Linked DNA regions of Homo sapiens: region 2 is linked to region 1. The links are chromatin loops, found by intact Hi-C in ENCODE. Cell type or tissue: PC-9. All regions are shown on one strand.

Region 1 (2,500 bases):
CTTGAATACACTGCTGTGTGTTGTGAGTGGTCATTGCCTATGAGTGAGAAAAGGAGGAGGCATTTTCCTGCAGGACACCCAAGACATGCCTGGTCCAGGCTACCCAGGAAAGCTAGTGGAGAAAAGCAGCTCCTCAGAAGCCTTCTCCATGTCCCCACTGACCAAGGACTCCTAGGCTTCTGCTCTCTGTGGCACCCCATCTACCTAGACTCCTCCTAGGCCTCTCCAGCTCCCGCTGTTTTCCAAATATCCCCGGGCCTTTTCCTGCAGTGTCGTGAATCCCGCGTAGCCCCAGGCCCCCCAAAGCCTCCCAGTCTCTGAACCTCTGTATCCATTTCCTGCAGACCCCCCAGAGGTATCCATCTCTGGCTATGATAACAACTGGTACCTTGGCCAGAATGAGGCCACCCTGACCTGCGATGCTCGCAGCAACCCAGAGCCCACAGGCTATAATTGGAGCACGTGAGTCCTGGGTCTCAGGGAGGAGGGGCTGGGGGTCTGGATTTCTAGCACTGAGGGAGGAGGGGCTGGGGGCCTGGACTCCTGGGACTGAGGGAGAAGGGGCTGGGGGCCCGGACCCCTGGGTCTGAGGGACGAGAGGCTGGGAGCCCGGACTCCTGGGTCTGAGGGAAGAGGGGCTGGGGGTCTGGACCCCTGGGACTGAGAGAGGAGGGGCTGGGCCTGGACCCCTGGGTCTGAGGGAGGAGGGGCTGGGGGGTCTGGACCCCTGGGTCTGAGGGAGGAGAAGCTGGGAGCCTGGACCCCTGGGTCTGAGGCAGGACAGACTGGGGCCTGGACTCCTGGTCTAAGAGAGGAGGGAGATTCAGAAAAGAGAAAAAGAGGAGGTTGACTTCGGGCCCCCAGTGGGGGGCATCTCTGTTTTGACATCTCTGTTTTGCGGTTGAGGCGTTTAGCAGGTGGTTGAATCCTGGCTGGTGGATGCACCTGCTTTTTGGGGTGTGCCTGCTCTGTGCCCGGTACTTCCCCCGAATCCCATGTGACCCCATGCTGTGCACAGTCAGCAGCTGTTGCCCTGCCCAGGTTAAAGACCAGCCACGAGAGGGCAGAAGCGGCCCTTGAATCAGCGCTCGGCTCCAAAGCTGGTCCTCCGCCTCTTGGCCAAGCTTGTCTAACCTGCAGGCCACATCATTTGTAAACTTTCTTAAAACATTATGAGACTTTTTTTTTGCGAATTTTTTTAGCTCATTAGCTATTGTTAGTGTTAGTGTATTTTATGTATGGCCCAGGACAGTTCTTCTTCTTCCAATGTGGCCCGGGGAAGCCAAAAGATTGGACACCCCCACTCTAGACTGTAACCACCTCACCGTCACCTTGTGTAACCTACTTGGTTATCTCTGGATGGAGCAAGTACTATATATCCCCATTGTCTAGATGAGAAAGTTGAGGCTCACAGCAATAAGATTTCCCCAGATTCACACTGAGGCTGAGATCAAGAGCAAGGTAAGAAAAAGGCAAAGAGATAATACATAATTTTATAATACATAATTTTACATAAATTACATAATTTTACTGAACCGCCCTTTTTTTTTAAAGAAGGGGCTCTGTTGCCGAGGCTGGAGTGCAGTGGCGTGATCATAGCTCACTGCAGCCTGGACCTCCCTGGGCTCAGGTGATCCTCCCACCTCAGCCTCCTGAGTAGCTGGGACTACAGGCACACGCCACCACACTCAGCTAATTTTGTTGTATTTTTTTTGCAGAGACAGGGTTTTGCCACATTGCCCAGGCTGGTCTGCAACTCCTGGGCTCAAGCAATCAACCCACCTCAGCCTCCTAAAGTGCTGGGATTACAGGCGTGAGCCACCTCGCCCAGCCTTAGGTCTTTTTCCTTATTACAAAAATAACTTGTGTCCACTGTAGAAATATCAAACAATTTAGTTATGAGCAAAAAGAAGAAAGTAGTGCCTATAGTTCAAGTGTACCCAGCCACCTCCAGAAATACCCAGTGACCCCTTATTATACATCCTGTCTTTTTTCTCTCTGTTTCTAAACAAAGACTGGAATTATGCTGTACATATAATTTTGAACCTTTTCGTCTGTCTTGTGAATACCTTTCCATGTCAAAGCACATAGATCCACAACTCCATTTTCCCCCACGTTGTATTAGGAAGACTGTCAAACATACAGAAAAATCATAGGAATTTTCCAGTGAACACTTAAGATTCCACCACGTGGATTCCCCTGCTAACATTTTACTGTGCTTGCTTTATCACGTTTCTGTGATTCCTTCAGTCCCTCTATTCATCCATCAATCATATTATGCATTTCAGAGCACCCCCAGCTCTCCTGCTTTTTTTTTTTTTTTTTTTTTTTTGAGGCAGGGCCTCACTCTGTTGCTCAGGCTGTAGTGCCGTGGCACAATCACAGCTCACTGCAGCCTTGAATTCCTGGGCTCAAGCGATCCTCCAGCTTCAGCCTCCCAGATAGCTGGGACTACAGGCACACACCACCACGCCTGGCTAACCTGGCCCCTTTTTTAGTG
Region 2 (2,500 bases), 120 kb after region 1:
ACCTTCACATAAGCCAGACTTTTACTTTATAGAAAGGGAAACTGTGGCCCAGGGATGGAAGAGACTGACTTGGTGAATCGATAGGTCTGGGATTCCATGATTCACCATAACCAACCGACCAAATCTGTCAGCATTCTTGGGACAACCAGCATCGTGTGCCTCCTGATATCATGTACAGAGAAGGACACAGCATCACTTCTGTAACACTCCTGCCACCAGAATCTAATCACAAGGAAACATCACACAAACCCAAATCAAGGAGACCTTCTCCAAAAGAACTAGCCTATAATCTTCAAAAATGTCAATTCCATGAAAAACAAAGAAAGGCCAAGGAACCGTACCAGACTGAAGGAAACCGAAGAGATGAAAACTTTTTGCTATGACAGATAGTTTGGGGACAGCTGGCAATTTGCATACAGGCTGCACTGTTGGATACTACTGTCACTGAGAAATGTACACTGCTCCTCTGTACTGTGGTGGTGTAAGAGAACGTCCTTACACTTGGAAATGCAACTGAAGCATTTAGAGGCAAAGGGACGTAATGTCTGAAACTATTCTTGCAACTTCTCTGTAACTTTAAAATAATTTCAAAAGAAAAACAAATGATTTCAAAGTAAAAGTCATGGTTTAAGAGTCTGTGATTTTGGCCAGGCGCGGTGGCTCTCGCCTGTAATCCCAGCACTTTGGGAGGCCGAGGCGGGCAGATCACTTGAAGTCAGGAGTTCGAGACCAGCCTGGCCAACATGGTGAAACTCCGTCTCTACTAAAAATACAAAAAATTAGCCAGGTGTGGTGAGATGCGCCTGTAATACCAGCTACTCGGGAGCGTGAGGCACGAGAATCGCTTGAACCCGGGAGGCGGAGGTTGCAGTGACTAGAGTTCGCGCTACTGCACTCCAGCCTGGGCGACAGAGCGAGACTCAGTCTCAAAAAAAAAAAAAAAGAAAAGAAAAGTCTATGGTTTAAGGTTCTGTGTTTCCGAGTATCTCTAAGTCTGTGCATGCATTTGTGGTCAGAGTCTGGGGAGCTGGGGGCGTGAATGGGCTGCTTCAGACACTGCTTTGAGGGTGTGACCAGGACCTGAGGGTGTGGTTAAGGTGTAGGGGTGGGGCTAGGCCCTTGGGGGTGGGACCACAGTCCCAGAGGCGTGGCCAGGGCCTCGAAGGTATGGCCATAGTTTGAGGCGTGGCCGAGAAACTCCGTTCCCAAGGGAGGTGGTAACTCTGTGCTCAGAGCGCCCTCTTGTGGCTATCCTCAGGTCTCCACTTTTTATTCAATAGCTTTATTTCGTTTTATTTTTTTCAACTTTCATTTTAGATTCAGGGAGTACATGTGCAGGCTTGTTACCTGGGTATATTGCATGATGCTGAGGTTTGGGGTACGACTGATCCCGTCACCCAGGTACTGAGCATAGTACCCAACAGTTTTTCAACCCTTGCCCCCTCCCTTCTTCCCTCCCCACTTTAGCAGTCCCCAGTTTCTATTGTTGCCATCTTTATGTCCCTGAGTACTCAACGTTTAGCTCCCACTTACAAGTAAGAATGAGCGGTATTTGGCTTTTTCATCCAGCCTAACTGTTTTATTGAGATATAATGTGTATACCATACAATTTACCTCTTTAAAGTGTACAATTCTGGCCGGGCGCAGTGGCTCATGCCTGTAATCCCACCACTTTGGGAGGCCGAGGTGGGAGAATTACTTGAACTCAGGAGTTCAAGACCAGCCTGGGCAACACAGAGAGACCTCGTCTCTATAAAAATAAAAATAAAATTTTAAAAAGTGTACAATTCAGTGACTTTAGTATATTCACAAAATAGTGCAATTATCACCAGACTTTTTTTTTTTTTTTTTTTTTTGAGATGGAGTCTAGCTCTGTCGCCCAGGCTGGAGTGCAATGGTTCAGTCTCAGCTCACTGCAACCTCTGCCTCCCAGGTTCATGCCATTCTCCTGTCTCAGCCTCCCGAGTAGCTAGGATTACAGGTGCATGCCGCCATGCCCGGCTAATTTTTTATACTTTAGTAGAGACAGGGTTTCACTGTGTTGCCCAGGCTAGTCTCGAACTCCTGAGCTCAAGCAATCCACCTGCCTCAGCATCCCAAAGTGCTGGGATTACAGGCGTGAGCCACCATGCCTGCCTCACCAGATTCTATTTTAAAACAGTTGTTCACCCCAAAAAGAAACCTCATACCCATTAGTAGTCACTCCCTATTTCCCCTCAACACCCTTCCAGCTCTAGACAACCCATAACATACTCTCCCTTTTTTGTATTTTTGGACATAACATAGTTGTACATATTGTGGGGGTACATGTGATGTTTTGATACATGTATACAATGTGCAATGATGAAATCAGGGTAACTGGGATATCCATCACCTCGTTTATCTTTTCTTTGTGTTTAGAACATCACAATTATTCTCTTGTAGCTTTTTTTTTTTTTTTTTTTTTTTTTTGAGATGGAGTCTCGCACCGTCGCCCAGGCTGGAGTGCAGTGGCGCGATC

Evidence for each region. Peaks named below come from ENCODE experiments on the same cell type or tissue, not always from the same donor. Only the 100,000 strongest peaks of a DNase experiment are listed, where the experiment ranks them.
Region 2: a loop joins it to region 1, with 10 times the contacts of the local background. A loop is called at or near these places in 13 of 110 quality-filtered maps.

Annotation. Positions count from the first base shown.
Region 1 is chr19:44,653,556-44,656,055 of GRCh38, forward strand. It overlaps PVR (PVR cell adhesion molecule), which reads left to right. Exons shown (of 8, transcript NM_006505.5): 4 at 345-462. MIR4531 (microRNA 4531) reads right to left here and starts at 177; the gene lies at 131-177. RefSeq lists an enhancer at 1,148-1,207. In PC-9, CTCF peaks have their summits at 1,063 (motif pointing right) and 1,265; a DNase peak (open chromatin) is centred at 1,026; H3K27ac peaks cover 1,495 bases.
Region 2 is chr19:44,769,609-44,772,108 of GRCh38, forward strand. No RefSeq gene overlaps it. Among named protein-coding and RNA genes, the nearest start is that of CBLC, 7.0 kb to the right of the region's middle. In PC-9, CTCF peaks have their summits at 1,258 (motif pointing left) and 1,464; a DNase peak (open chromatin) is centred at 1,103; H3K27ac peaks cover 1,378 bases.